2 separate regions of the Homo sapiens genome follow, and region 1 is linked to region 2. Evidence: chromatin loops called from intact Hi-C (ENCODE). Cell type or tissue: ovary. All regions are shown on one strand.

What was found. Hi-C counts contacts between places; a loop is a spot of excess contacts. Peaks named below come from ENCODE experiments on the same cell type or tissue, not always from the same donor. Only the 100,000 strongest peaks of a DNase experiment are listed, where the experiment ranks them.
Region 1: it touches region 2 in a loop (4-fold over the local background); 2 of 110 quality-filtered maps call a loop at or near these places.

The regions. Positions count from the first base shown.
Region 1 is chr18:62,032,774-62,040,773 of GRCh38, reverse strand. It overlaps a transcript of PIGN not described here. Among named protein-coding and RNA genes, the nearest start is that of RNF152, 140 kb to the right of the region's middle. In ovary, no CTCF peak of the experiment used is centred here; a DNase peak (open chromatin) is centred at 3,224.
Region 2 is chr18:61,578,587-61,586,586 of GRCh38, reverse strand. It overlaps LOC124904314 (a long non-coding RNA gene), which reads left to right. Exons shown (of 7, transcript XR_007066395.1): 5 at 737-841; 6 at 7,131-7,180. Among named protein-coding and RNA genes, the nearest start is that of LINC01544, 170 kb to the left of the region's middle. In ovary, CTCF peaks have their summits at 4,339 and 4,540 (motif pointing left); a DNase peak (open chromatin) is centred at 4,446; H3K4me3 peaks cover 896 bases; H3K27ac peaks cover 636 bases.

The DNA.
Region 1 (8,000 bases), 450 kb before region 2:
AAATTCTAGAAATCGTCTGTCAACATTTTAAAAGCTCCTCTCCTTGCTGATGAGAAGTAATATTCTTAAAGTTAGAAACCATACAATTAAATCCTGATTTGCCTGATACATGTTTGCTTATCATGTCCTATCTCTCATGCTATTGTGATTGGTTTTATTTTATTAAAAACTGCTCATAGCATAGCCAGGTGATCTATGTGAACATCAACAGTGATAAGCTGACAGTATGTACCCTGGATACATGATGAGAATGGCACTTTAGCTACACGGACTTCCTCCCCAGTGCTCATAAACCCAGTCTAATCATGAGAAAAACAGACAAATATCAATATAGGAACATTTGGCAAAATACCCAGTGAGTACTTTTCAAAACTACCAAGGTCATCAAAAACGAGAAAAGGCTGAGAAACTGTCAAAGCCAAGAGAAGCCTGTAGAGACATGACCACTGCATGGGGTGCGGCACCCTGGATGGGCCCTAAACATGCGGTGCGGCACCCTGGATGGGGCCCTAAACATGGGGTGCGGCACCCTGGATGGGGCCCTAAACATGATGTGCGGCACCCTGGATGGGGCCCTAAACATGGGGTGCGGCACCCTGGAAGGGGCCCTAAACATGAGTTGCGGCACCCTGGCTGGGCCCTAAACATGGGGTGCGGCACCCTGGAAGGGGCCCTAAACATGGGGTGCGGCATCGTCGATGGGGCCCTAAACATGGGGTGCGGCACTCTGGATGGGGCCCTAAACATGGGGTGCGGCACCCTGGATGGGGCCCTAAACATGGGGTGCGGCACCCTGGATGGGGCCCTAAACATGATGTGCGGCACCCTGGATGGGGCCCTAAACATGGGGTGCGGCACCCTGGAAGGGGCCCTAAACATGAGTTGCGGCACCCTGGCTGGGCCCTAAACATGGGGTGCGGCACCCTGGAAGGGGCCCTAAACATGGGGTGCGGCATCGTCGATGGGGCCCTAAACATGGGGTGCGGCACTCTGGATGGGCCCTAAACATGGGGTGCGGCACCCTGGATGGGGCCCTAAACATGATGTGCGGCACCCTGGATGGGGCCCTAAACATGGGGTGCGGCACCCTGGATGGGCCCTAAACATGGGGTGCGGCACCCTGAATGGGCCCTAATCATGGGGTGCGGCACTCTGGATGGGGCCCTAAACATGGGGTGCGGCACCCTGGATGGACCCTAAACATGGGGTGCGGCACCCTGGATGGACCCTAAACATGGGGTGCGGCACCCTGGATGGGGCCCTAAACATGAGATGCGGCACCCTGGATGGGGCCCTAAACATGGGGTGCGGCATCCTGGATGGGGCCCTGAAACAGAAAAGGACATCAGGTAAAAACTAAGGAAATCTGAATAAAGTATGGAATGTAGTTAATAAAATGTCAATATTTGTTCATTAAATGTGAAAACTGTGCCTTAGTAGTTTTTAGTAATTAGTAATCATTAGGTATTAATAATAAGAGAAACTGGGTGAGGGAGTGTGTTGGAACCCTCTGTATTAATTTTGCAAATTTTCTATAAAACTATTGTAAAATAACAAGATTATTTAAAATTGTAATTTTATGTTTTTAAAATTTTTACTCTATACACATAATTTTACATAAATGCATTAGAAGTGTAATAACAGAGAAGCAGAGGATTGAAGGGGTGGTTCACTGGTTTTTTTCTGTTTTCGTTATTTCTCCCTAGTTCTCTCTCTGCTCTTTCACTCCTGTAACTCCTCTCTGAGCCATGTTAGAGCCCAATGTGTATAACATTTTTCTTCCTGAATTACTTTCAATCAATTATTGTAGCTATTATTATTATTATTATTATTATTATTATTATTATTATTATTTTGAGACAGGGTCTCACTGTGTCGTGCAAGCTGTAGTGCAGTGGTACAATGATGGCTCACTGCTTCCTTGACTTCCTGGGTTCAAACAGCCCTCTTACCTCAGCCTCCTGAATAGCTGGAACCACGGGCTAATTTTTAAATATTTTGTTTTTGTAGAGACAGGGTCCTGCCATGCTGCCCAGGATGGTCTTGAATTCCTGGGCTCATGCAATCTGCCCCTTGGTCTCCCAAAGTATTGGGATCAGAGGCACGAGCCACTGTGCCCAGCCAATTATTATGTTCCACATAAATCTCACATGAGTGTGTAGTGGTCAGCTGTGCCTTTGCTCAGCATTTCCTCTTGAGATAACTGTGCCTGCATTGCTAACCTTCTGTTTCTGGCAGGAGCCAAAAATTTTTTATGACCCTTCTCACCACATTTGACTAGTTTAGGGGTGCACATCCAACCCACACAAGACCAGTCTAAGTTCTTTGCAAGATTTTCAAGCTGCAACTGAGAGAAAGTTTCTAACATGTGAAGTTTCAGAGCTGTTTTTGGCCAAGTTCAATTAAGTGAAATATTCTAGTAACCTCCCAGTAAGTAATCTTTTCAAAAAAAAAAAAAAAAAAAACACGGAGGGGGATTGAATTCACTGATCTCTCTAAGAACACGGTGGATTACGAGAAATCCGAAGCTCCACTTAAAATGTTTATTTTTGTTCCTGGTTTTTATCTTCTGCTAAGTTGGAATTTAGGGGGCAGAATGGTTCCATGAAAACTGATTCAGACTTTATCCCTCCGATTCACAGTGCTGCTTTCATGCCTAATACTACAAAATGTTCAAGTGCCCTGTTTTGGTATTATGTAGTAAAAACAGGAATTAAAAATCTTAGCTTTGCATAGCCTCAATCTCCAGGAACTGCAAAGAACTCTTACATGTTCATTCCTCCAAAACAAAATACAAATTTTCTCATAGGTGCTACTGGAGAAACAATAGCACAAATAATCCCAATGGAGAGCCTGCCATATGCCAAGCCCTGTGCCAGGGGCTTTACACTCATGATCTCACATAATTGAGTTATTGCAACCACTAGTGCTAGGCCAGACCTCAGCGAGCCTGGTCTGGGTTCCAGGCTGTCAAGAAGGATGTCTTAGGCTCTACTCAAGTTTGGTTTTTCTTCAGCAAAAGCAACAAACACTGGAAAGATAGTAACGAGAGAAAAATATATAGGTGGTTTTGCCCTCCCCTCAAAGGTCTCTCCAGCTCACCGTGCCTCCACCAAAGATTAGGGCTCTTAGAAGCCCGAGGAGAACGATTTGCCCAGTAGAGCAGAGGAACACAGAGCATGGACCCGCTGCCCTCAGTGCTCACAGCCATGGCAGCATTCCCAAACAACTTACATCACCGTAAGAGGCAGTGGTTGTGCTGCTCAGGAGGGCCAGCTTCACTAGGCCTTTACGTCCCTGCTTTGTCTGCACGATGGGGCCCTGGGCTGTTCCACCCATGCCCACTGAGGGGCTTTCATGTGGACAGGCCCGGCCATGGCCCATACAACACCAACCAAGGTAGATATCAGCCTTATTTTCCAGATAAGAAAACTGAAGTTCCAAGAGACTAAATGAATGTTCCAGAGTCCTCCCTTTGGCAAGTTGATTTGCTAGTCAACTCAGAGCTAATTTCAGTCTAAGTCTAAAGCGAAAACTTTTAATCACCAGACTCCCTTAGGGGTATACAACTGCTTCCTTGGGGATGCCAGAAAAATAGTCCACACAGACGATAACACTTGGAAACAAAATACATTTATCCTTTGCTTAGGTCACATGAGTGGAATTACATAGATGATGACAGCAGTAGCCTTAATGTGCAGGTCAGTGGCATGAGTTAAAGTAAGACATTGCATTAATCAGCAGATAATTCAATATCCTCTCCTAGTCAAGCAGAGTGGGGATACAAAGTATAAGACATCAGTCCTGCCCTTGAAGAGCTTGTGTTGTAATTGAGGAGGTAATAATAATGAAACTGGCAGATCATATTTACTGAGTGCTTCCTCTGCACCAGCTGGTTGACCTCAAATCCCTCACGTGTCCCAGGTCAAGGAAGACCAGCAATGAAAGTTATGGGCAGTTGAATGCTGAGTGGCCAGACATGATGGCAGGTTAACATACCAGTTAGCATCTGCTAAGATAAGGATTCTTTCAGGGCCTATGGCAGTAATATGCTCCTCCTGAAATGCAATGTCCTAACTAGCAGTTGACAAAAAAGAAGGGCATAATATGGCCATTGAGAACCAGTGGAATGAAACCAGCCCTGTGGACAGCTTTGTAGCCCCTAGTTTAGGATCTCTCCATAGTTTCCTTGCTCCATAAACAATTTGTTATGTAAGAAATTCAAGTACTAAAATATCCAGAGGAAAAACAACATAATCCACGGTTCACATGTGTTTTACTTGTGGCAAGCATTGCTAGTTACCTACCCAGTATCCACTCTCCTTTTTTACCATCAGAACCTTGATTTGTTTGTCAGAAATATGCCCAGAGCCAGGCAGGGTGGCATACACCTATAGTCCCAGCTACTCAGGAGGCTGAGGCAAGAGGATTGCTTAAGCCCAGGAGTTCAAGGACAGCCTGGGCAACATAGTGAGACCACATCTCTAAAAAAATCTTTAAAAAAAAAAGTATACTGGGATTTAAAAAACAACAACAACAATTAAAAAGAAAAAAAAAGAAAAAAAACTCATCTTCCCTTGCAATGATGCATGCCAATGCAGTGCAGCTCTTGCCAATTATGTACACACAGAAGTCTCTGGGTAGAGCTTCTGGAAACCTCAGTGGAGCTGATGTTCCTTCCTGCCTGTTGCCTTTTCCTCCTGTATCTGAAATGTAGGCATGCTGCTGGAGGTGGAGCAGTTTTGCAACCTAGGAATAATGCATTTGAAAATGAAACTACCTGGAAAGGAAGGCTTAGCTGGAAGATGGATGATGACTGAGTCCATGGTAGAATCCCTTAGCTGCTCACCATACCACCCTAGAAAAGCTCACCTCCAGCTTCTGGATACATGAGAAAAGTAAAGCCTTTTTTGGTTAAGCACTCTAAATCTGATTATGTTCCTGACATACTTGATGAAATTAGAAATATAAGTACTTGTTAAAAATAGGTTTTCAAACACCGCATGTTCTCACTCATAGGTGGGAATCGAACAATGAGAACACTTGGACACAGGATGGGGAACATCACACACCGGGGCCTGTTGTGGGGTGGGGGGAAGGGGGAGGGATAGCATTAGGAGATATACCTAATGTAAATGATGAGTTAATGGGTGCAGCACACCAACATGGCACATGTATACATATGTAACAAACCTGCAGGTTGTGCACATGTACCCTAGAACTTAAAGTACAATAAAAAAAAGATAAAAAAGTAATAAGTTAGGTTTCTTAAATAAGGCCTTCTGAAAAAACAAGATTGAACTGTCTGGTTTCCCAGGGGAACTCCACAGCTGCGGGAATTTAAACATTATGATATTGAGTTACAATGTTTTGTTCAGAGATGGCCATAATCAAGGCATTGGTTCAAGGTCTTAGTTGAACTTTACATATAACTATACAAAAATCAGTAGATTAATTTGCCATTGCTTTTCTTTGGGGTGCATTTTTGTATCAGTTCGTTCTCATTCTGCTAATAAAGACATACCCAAGACTGGGTAATTTACAAAAGGAGAGAGATTTAATGGACTTACAGTTCCACATGGCTGGGGAGGCCTCACAATCATGGTGGAAGGTGAATGAGGAGCAAAGTCATGTCTCACATGGTGGCAGGCAAAAAAAGCATGTGCAGGGGAGCTCCCCTTTATAAAACCATCAGATCTCATGAGATTTATTCACTATCATGAGAACAGCACAGGAGAAACCCACCCCCATGGTTTAATTACCTCCCACAAGGTCCCTCCCATGACAAGTGGGGATTATTACAATTCAAGGTGGTTTGGGTGGGGACACAGAGCCAAACCATAGCATTCTCCCCCGGCCCCTCCCAAATCTTATGTCCTCACATTTCAAAACCAATCATGCCATCCCAACAGTCCCCCAAAGTCTTAATTCATTTCAGTATTAACTCAGAAGTCCACAGTCCAAAGTCTCATCTGAGACAAGGCAAGTCCCCTTCCTTTACATGAGCCTGTAAAATCAAAATTACTTCCTAAATACAGTAGGGGTACAGATATTGGGTAAATACACCTGTTTCAAATGGGAGAAGTTGGCCAAAACGAAGGAGCTACAGGCCCCATGCAAGTCCAGAATCCAAGAAGGCAGCAATTAAATCTTAAAGCTTCAAAATAATCTCCTTTGACTCCATGTCTCACATCCAGGTCACACTGATGCAAGAGTTAGGCTCCCACGGCCTTGGGCAGCTCCACCCCTGTGGTTTTGCAGGGTACAGCCCCAGTCCTGTCTGCTTTCATGGGCTGGCATTGAGTGTCTGTGGCTTTTTCAGGTGCACGGTGCAAGCTGTTGGTGGATCTACCATTCTGGGGTCTGGAGGACAGTGGCCTCTTACAGCTCCACTAGGCAGTACACCAGTGGAGACTCTGTGTGGGAGCTCCAACACAGGAGGCTGAGGCAAGAGGATTGCTTAAGTCCAGGAGTTCAAGGACAGCCTGGGCAACATAGTGAGACCACGTCTCACTTATTAGATTCAGAAAACAGAACAAAACAAGGAACACATTGGCTTTCTAGCCATTCACCAATGGGTTGTATGGTTTTAAAATGTTTGCTATTTTATCTATTGGTCCTCAAAGCTAGAGCCCTGCCTCTTTCAAGACTTTACCAGGTTATAAGGGAAACACAAAGGCATATTCAACCTAATTCTTGCCCTCAAGAAACTGATAATGCAGTTTAGGAGGCAGAATTTATGCACTCTAGAATCACACAGACCCATCTGGGCTCTGCTTCTTATTAGTTGTGTGACCTTAGACAAACCCCTCTGAGTCTCAACTGATTCATCTGTAATACTGTGATAATACTGCCTGCCCCATGACATGTTTATTGGTCTCAATGCACTTATGACTTAGATTAGATTGAAACATTAAATTGTATTAAATTTGTTTACAGGCTTCACCTCTGAATAAGAACATTAGCTTCTTAGTGCACTGCATACTTAAAGTATGGGTATAGATGATACAGCTGGTGAATAAAGGCAGCATGTGATATTTGCCTTACGAGCAATACGTGCAACAAGTACTCAGAGACTCCGAGAGAGAAAGCTCAGGAAAACTGATGTGCCAAGAAGGCCAGCAATTGAGAAGGGGCTTGAGGGAAGAGTTCAAATAAGCATAGTTCTACAATGAAATACAGAACTCAATTTATATTCAGAAGTAAAAGATTTAATTCCATTGATCACATGTTTGTAGGCATTCGTGCTTAATGAACCATCAGCATGTGTAAGGCACTGAACTAAACACTTTAGAAGAAGTAACAGATATAATCTACTATCAGTCACGTTTATCAAAGGAAACTAAGATTCAGGTTAACTCACCCAAGTCAAACAGCCAGGAAGTGGTGCAGTTTTTTTATTTCATACAGTTCAGTATGAGGCAGCCTCTTATCGGTATGCTTTCCTCTCAATCCAACTTTACAAATCCAGTGATTTTATGTAGACAAGCCATACTGTGGAGGTGTTATTTTGATTGTCAGCGTTCTACCTTCTTATTTGCGTGGATTTCTATTAAAGGGGTCTTGGGGGGATGCAGTGCTCTGCCTCCCACTATAGAAGCTGAAGGTGGCCCCATATAGTGGTTCTTAGCAGCCCAGCTGGGGCAGACACTAGCTATGGCATCCAAGGAAACTGCAATGATGTTCCTTGCAGGTCCCCTTGGCTGCGTCCTCTGTGGCCCAGCTTCCCTTGGTCCCCAACCATTTGTTAAGCCTGCCTAGTTACTCTACAAGCCATTTGTATCCTAAAAACTTTTGTCTGCATCTCTGTTACTTGTGACCAAAACCTTTAATTGATATGCATACATTGAATGTGTTTGTATCTCTTCAGCATTTAGTGTGATTTCTCACTGTGGCTTTTAACAAAATTTTCATGAACTCTTGTGTAGTCCTTACAATGTGCCAGACGCTGTTTTAAATGCTTTACAAATACTAACCTCTTTAATTCTTATAAGAACCCT
Region 2 (8,000 bases):
TTTTTAATTTTTTTTAATAGAGACTGGGTTTCCCTGTGTTGTCTAGGCTAGTCTTGAACTCCTGCACTCAAGCAATCCTCCTGCCTTGGCCTCCCAAAGTGCTTGGATTACAGGCATGAGCAACCATGCCCAGTCCAACTTGCTCTTTTTATTTCACATTGAATGTGGAGATTGTTATGATCTGATTGTTTATTTACTCTCAAAATTCATATGTTGAAATCTTAACCCCTAAGGTGATGGTTCAGGGTGTGGGGCCTTGGGAGGTAAACTGAGGGCAGAACTCTTATGACTGGGATTAGTGCCCTTATAAAAGAGCCAGCTATTTCCTTCCACCACGTGAGTACACAGCAAGAAGCTGCCATCTATGAACCAGAGAGGGAGCCCTCACCTGACACTAAATCTTCTAGTCCCTTAATCTTGGATTTCACAGCCTCCAGAAGGAGAACTGTTGGGCCAAAGGGTAATTTGTAATTTTTACAGATGATGTCAAATTGCTTTCCATGAAAGTTGCACTATTTAACTCTTACCCCTTGTTATGATTTGAATGTCCCCTCCAGAACTTATGTTGACATTTAATTGCCATTGAGGCAGTATTAAGATGTGACTAAGTTATGAGGGCAAAGCCCTCATGAGTTAACGCCATAACCATGGGAGTGGGTTAGTTGTTGCGTGAGTGAGTTAGTTACTCCATTTTTCAGACTCAATTTTTTGAAAATGTCTGTATCTCTGTCTCTAGGGTACACCTCCTTGCCATGTGTTACCTTCTGTCATGTTATGATGCAGCAAGAAGGCCCTAATCAGTGGTAGTCCCTCAGTCCTGGACTTCTCAGCCTCCAGAACTGTGAGCCAAATAAATATCTTTTCTTCATAAATTACACAATCTGTGGTATTCTGTTGCAGCAACAAAAAATGCTCTAAGAAACCTTCAATTGCTGGTCCTCAGTGATAATTCTCATTATTGATATAAAAGTTGATTTTAAAAGATCTTCACCAACAGCATGTTATTAAACTTTTTGGTAACTTGCCAATCTTGTAGGTTGAAAAAACCTTGCCATCGTTTTAATTAGCATTTCTCTTTAATTTCCCTCTTCCCTATGAGTGAGGTTGAACATCTCTTCATTGGTTTAACCCATTTATGCCTGAGGTTGCAATTTTTTGAATTTTTGCAATCAGACCTTAGCAATGACCTTGAGCAGTAGGATATAAATAACTCCCACATGCTTAGCGTTCCAATAATGGAAAACTAGAGATAAATGGATTTTAAGACTCATTTGTATTTTCTTTGCTGGGAAGTTTGTTCTTATCCTTTCCTCATTTTTCTATTAGGTTTTTCTTTTTACTGTATTTGTTAGAGCTTTTTCTGTGTTAAAAAATTTAGCGAAAGTTATTGTTGCTGACAGTGGTTCACTAGGGTTAAGACCACTGGAAAAAATGGCATTAAATTATACTTTATGAACTTTAACATGTCATTTTACTGTTTCTAAAAATGAAAGTTATTTAGAAACATACCTATAATAACATTTATCTTCTTTAGTAATTGACAAATAGTGTTAATGTTGTTAGTGCTAGTACCTGAATATGCAGTTCACAGACATTGAGAGTTTGAGGAAAACTTAGATTATCTAATTCTACTCTCCCAGTTTGTAGAGAAGAAATTAAGGGCAAGGAGACTTGGTCATTTGGCTGCAACTATCAAAAAGCCAGGCTCAAACTGGCTTCCAGAATAAGAAAATGGATTGGTTCACCTAAAAGGAAGCCCAGAGTCAGTGCAGGCTTTGGGGCTGGGAGATTCAATCAGCTCAACAACATTTTCAGAAGCTCATGTTATTTTCTACCAAAGGGCAGGTGCCAGGGGTTGTCAGTAACAATGGGGGCATCATGGCAGTAGCTACTGCTTCTTTATTCTCCTCCAACAGGGGAGAGAGAATGCTGCTTCTGTAAAGCCTCTTGGAAGAATGACTACAAACCTTAGTCTTTACTAAAAGTCATTTAGTCATTTACTAAAAGTCATTTAGTAAAGTCATTGGTCTTTACTAAATCACATGACCCCTCCCCTGAGCCAATCATTGGGAAGGGGATGGCTCACCCTTAGACCAATCAGGATCACACCTATGGCTGGGGGTCAGGCCAGCTTCCAGTGTGTCACATGGGGTATTAAGGAGGGTCTAGGCACCTAAACAAAATCAGAAATCTGGGATATGTGAATATCATGTAGAATGGCAGCACTTAACCTCACATCGTTATTTTGACTTATAACATGTACAAAATAAAATAGATTCCCACTTGAAATCTGTATCAATCAATATTCTCCATAGAAACCAAACCAATAGGACACACACACACACACACACACACACACACACACAGAGAGAGAGAGAGAGAGAGAGAGAGAGAGAGAGAATTATTTTAAAGAATTGGCTCACACCATTGTGGGAGCTGGCAAACCTGAAATCTCTCCCTTTCTCTCTCTCTCTCTCTCTCTCTCTCTCTCTCTCTCTCTCTCTCCCCCCCCTTCCTCCCCTCCCTCCCTCCCTTCCTCCCTTCCTTCCTTTCTTCCTTCCTTCTTACCAAGTCTCGCTCTGTCTCCCAGGCTGGAGTGCAGTGGCGCCATCTCGGCTCACTGCAACCTCCGCCTCCTGGGTTCAAGTGATTCTCCTGCCTCAGCCTCCTGAGTAGCTGGGATTACAGCAGTGTGCCACCATGCCAAGCTAAAATCTGAAATCTTACAGCAGACCAGCACTCAAACTCAGGGAAGAGCTGATGTTGCAAGTCTTGAGGCAGAATTCCTCCTTCTTTGATAAGCCTCAGTCTTCGCTGTTAAGGCCTTCACCTGATTGGAAAAGGCCCACCCATATGATTGAGGGTAATCTCCTTTACTCAAAATCAACTGTAAATGTTAATCACATCTACAAAATACTTTCACAGCAACATCTAGTCTAGTGTGTGGCCAAACAACAAGGCATTATAGCCTAGCCAAGTTGACATATAAGATTAACTATCACATAATCTTTGTCCTCCAATCTTAATTTCCTTAATGTTTCTAACCTCCTACTTCCTTAAAATGGGTGGCTGTGGTGTGATTTCAGAAATGTAAACCTTAGCATGAGGGTGGAAACCACTATAGAAAACACAGAAATCATCGTTTTTCATACTAGTCCAAAGGATCCATACAGATGTCTCCAGACAGATTCAGCTCAATTTTCCAGATGTGAACACTTATACTGTTTCAGATTTAATCCATGGTGTTCTGCTGTGGGAAGGGGGGACTGGAAAGATGTTTTCTTTAGCATCTGCAATATAAGACAGAATGCAGTCCATGTCCCCACAAGTATCCCAAACAATGGGTCCAGGCTCAATCACTAAAGGGAAAAATTAGGGTTAGAAACCTTTACGTATGGTCTGTCTGAGCCAGCCTCTGGCTGACAAACCACTCATCCAATGATGGTAGTCCACTTGTTTGACAGCACTATGAATACATACAGTATGTTCTGGGCAGGTGGTTTGACAAATATTCCAGGGCAATTTATAAGATTTTAGCTCAAGCATCCTTCAGACTGTTTAAGGCCTGTTTTGGGTATTAGTGTGTACTTAGCAGATTATTAAAAAAAAAAAACTTTCATAACGTGAAATTCCTTTTTCTTCATAGGGATAATTTTAACCTGCTGGTAGTTTTCGTTTTTATGTGCTGTGATAGTGCTTGTTTATCTCAAAGTTTGTGTAAGGTTAGGCTGTTTCTACCCCAAAAGCCACTTCATTCCCTTGGCTAAAGCAAAGTCATGGGAATCAGTTACCCTTAGGGGGCAAAAACATACAAGCAAGTCTCCCATTAATGTTGAGGGGGAGTTTTGGGTACTAGCTGTCAGAGTTTCACCCTGCCTTATCTTAAAGTCTTCTTTCTAACTCATTGAAGACAAATAACACAGGGTGTTGGTGGGTGTGTGTGTTTATATGAGGGTGTGGGGAGAACACACGGACTTTGGGGAGCAGCCAATTTGGTGCAATTTGGGAATGATTGCCTTGTACAGAGCCAGCCTGAATAGTTTCCTTCCTCTGCGTATTTTAATAATTGTCAAGGCAAAAATAAAAGTGGCTGCGTTCCCTCTTTGGTGATGTCTCCGATCTGGAAGCCCTGTTGCTCTCCTGGGTCCCTCAGCGCCACAACGGACGTCAGTGGGAAGGGACCCTGTGTCCTTCGATGTCAAAGAGTTTCATCCCTATTTTAAGCCTGGGGTGGGGGAGCCCCGCTGCCAGGGGCAGCCAGAGAACCGATTTCCCCCTCCCGATGAGTCTGAGCTCTGGCAAAGTCTTCCGACAGCGCTCCCGGGAGCTTCCTAGGGATTGCTGACCTGACAGTGTCCACCGTTGAGGGGAGAATAATTGTGAACATCTATGCTGGCTTGTTTTAAAAAGCTAAGCGGCTGGCAGCGGGGCGTGCCTGTGGCCCGTCTTGCAGGTTCCGCGGCTGTGCAGTGAGTGCGCTTCTGGGCTGCAGGAGTGGGGCAAGGACGCCCCTCGGCCAGGTGTGGCTGGAGGCTGGGGAGGAGGAGAGCGCCCTCTGGTGGCCGAAAGAGAGACTGCCTGCGGGGCCCGGGCACCGGGAGGCTGGGTTTTCTCTGCAAAGAGCCTTGTCCGCAGATGGAAGCAAAGCAAACCCAAACTCCTTTCGGCTGCTGTGCTACCCTTTCTTCCGTTTTCTCAGGAGGGAGGATGATGGGCGCTGGGGAAGGAAAAGAAGAGCTAAGGATCTTCCTGTTTCTCCCTGGGGGCGAGCTTTTGTGCTGACTGAGGGGGACGGCTTTCTTATTGCTGACCCAAAGGTCCTTCCTTCTCCAGTGTTTGCCTAGTGTTTGAGGGGCGCACTTTCCTTTCCCCAGTGTGTCTTTTTTTTTTGCATGATCCTGCAGTGGCCTTCATGGTGTTGCCCCATCCAACTTTAATTCGGGGCCTCAAAATTGGGAGTAGGGACATAAAATGTGTGTGTGTTTGTGTGTGTGTGTGTTTTAGAACAGGCTCGAACTGGACTCTACCACCCCCTCCCACTGTGACGACTTCCCAGTGGGGGAGCAAGTCCCTTGAAAACAGCCAGCCTTTTGTTTGGGGTATTAGAGCAATTTCATTTCAGTCCTGTTCATTATTCAGAAAATTTTTTTTTAAATATCATTTATTACACTCTTTGCTTTTATTTTTTTGAGGCAGAAACTCACTGTCGCCCAGGCTGAAGTTCAGTGGCAGGATCTCTGCTCACTGCAGCCTCCGCTTCCCGGGTTCAAACAATTCTCCTGCCTCAGCTTCCCAAGTAACTGAGACTACAGGTGTGCACCACCACGCCTGGGTAATTTTTGTATTTTTAGTAGAGAACGGGATTTCATTATGTTGGCCAGGCTACTCTTGAACTCCTGACCTCAGGTGACCCACCTGCCTCGGCCTCCAAAAGTGCTGGGATTACAGGCGTGAGTCACCACGCCCAGCCCCATTATTTAAAATTTTGTTTAAACTCCTTGCACAGCTTTTTTCCTCAGGTGAGGCTGGAGCCATGGACCTGGCTCTGTGTGTGTGTGTGTGTGTGTGTGTGTGTGTGTGTGAGACCCATGCCCTTCCCATATTGTCCTAGGCTGGTTTCTCCAAAATGCAAGTCACAAGCCATTGCTGGCTCATAATATCAATTTAGAAAGTCACAATCTTTATTTTTCTTTAAAGGAGTAGAATGGAATACAAATTACAAAGTACATTCCAAGTAATAGAGTATGATTTCCTCAAAAAGCTGTTTCAGGTGTGTGTGTATGTGTGTGTGTGTGTGTGTGAAAATAAATGTGATAATAGATGTCAGCTGCCTGGAATTGTGTGAATCGTGTCATAATGTAAAACATTTACTGTGGGTCATGCTTAGAGAAGTTTGAAAGTCATTGTTTTAGCCAGGGGTGGTGGACATGCACTTGTGGTCCCTGCTACTCAGGAGGCTGAGGCAGGAGGATCTCTTGAGCTCTGGAGATGGAGGCTGCAGTGAGCTGTGATTGTATCATTGCACTCCAGCCTGGGTGACAGAGCGAGACCTTGTCTTTAAAAGAAAAAAAAAGAAAGAAAGTCACTGTTGTAGATGTGGCTTCTTGTTTGAGCAAAGGAAGGTGGGGTGCAGGGGAAGGGGAAAGGAGAAGGGAGCAGAAAGAGGAATCTTGAGGGACCCTCTGCTGCAGATTAGTGAAGTATGTCTGCCCCAGCCTTACCCTGGCCACTTCTGGTCCTTCTGCGGTGATGGGCTCCACTGTAGTGGTGTTGCTGTCATAGCTGGTGTTTGTGGTTGTTTAGGAGCTGTGTTCAGTTTCAGCTTCACTGAGGAGCTACCACGTTTCCAAGACAACAGGAAAAAACATCCCACTAAATACCATGTTGCACAAACTTTTTATTGGAATGTCTACAATCTTCCATGTACCTTTTTCTTTAGTCATATAATATTGTATGTTCTTGGCTTCCATTTCTCCCCACTGCAATATTCCTGCCATCTGGGGTCTCTTTTCCTATCACCCTGCAACTTCCCAAAAGCTTCCTCTGAGCTGCTGAATGGGAACCGACCCAAGCCTCCTCTGGACCCCCCACATTTGGTCTCCTTGGCTATTACATGTTTTCTTTCATTTTTCCTCACAGTGAAATGAGTGGTTTATCTGTCTCCTCTACCAGACCGTATTTCCTAGAGGATGTGGGTCACAGTCCAGTTGTCCTTGCATGCTTTGTAGCACTTTCCATAGAGTAAGTGGTGAAAATGATCATAGCACATTGAATGGCAAAAAGGAACTTCTTAGTCATCTCTTAGGAAGCATTTTCTATAATTGTCTGGTTGCAATTCAGGATTATCATTGTGTGCCAACAGCTGCAGGCTCATTTTAAATGTTGATTCTACAAATCCTCTCAAATAACAATGCCTTATGTTGACTTAGATTTTATAAAATGTCCTAGGTCACATGGTTTTGTTTAAAACACTTCTTTTGTCTTTGAAACAGCCAAGTGAAGTTCGATGTGGTAGATGTTACTTTCATTTTTTAGATGAGGAACTGTTCAGAAAGTGTAAGTGACTTGCCCAAGGTTCCTTGGATAGTAAATCACAGCTTGTGTTCTGTTCCTCTCACCTCTTTGCACAGAGCTTTGACATTCTTCTGTCAAGTCACCTTGCAAGTCTCATGCTTTCTGGGTAAGTAAATGCCATCCATGTACTTGTCCCGGGTCTTCAGTGATAAGTTTTGGTCCTGTCCTCAGCTGCTGGTGCCTCACTGAGTATATGACACTAGGCAAGCCATTGACCTGTTTCCACATCTCAGATCTTTCATCCTGAAAATAAAGATGACAATAGTTGCAGGCTGCCTCGAATGGCGTGGTGAAGATTAATGAGATGATGCAGAGAAGTGCCCTGAGCTTCTGGGACAAAAGGCTTGGTAGAAGCACAAAGTCTAATTATAATTTTCTAACATTTTCAAAGAGCCCTCTGGAAAGGCTAGCTCTTGCTTCTAAATTTGGAGAGGATGCCTGCCTGGGACAGATTGTTTTCTCTCAACTGGCAGCCCCAGCAGCCTCCTGCTTATGCTGGCCTTGATGGTTCTGCTCTGATCCAGTGGCACTCAGTCTACCTGGATCCCATTAACAGTAGAAGGTACAGTCCCCAAAAGTGCCAGCCCCTGATCTTCCATGCCTTTTGGATGGAGCAAGGGTAACCCACTTTGGACAGGCATCAGATGGGGTTCAGTTATTCTTAGGGAATGTAGATATAGTCCCTGGTCTAAGGATGGGAATGTGACATAGATTAGGGAGAATATAAGAAGTCTGCTTGGACCTTCTAGGAAAAATTTTTCCTCCCTAATAAGAGGAAGTCACAGAAAATCTTCTAGCCCTATGCTCAGCTTCCTGCCCTTGAACACAGTTTGAGATCTGAACCTTGAAGCTGCTGATGCCATCTTACAAACCAATGGGGAAGCCAAGAGAATTCAGCAACATTGGCCCAACGCCATTGAGTCCCT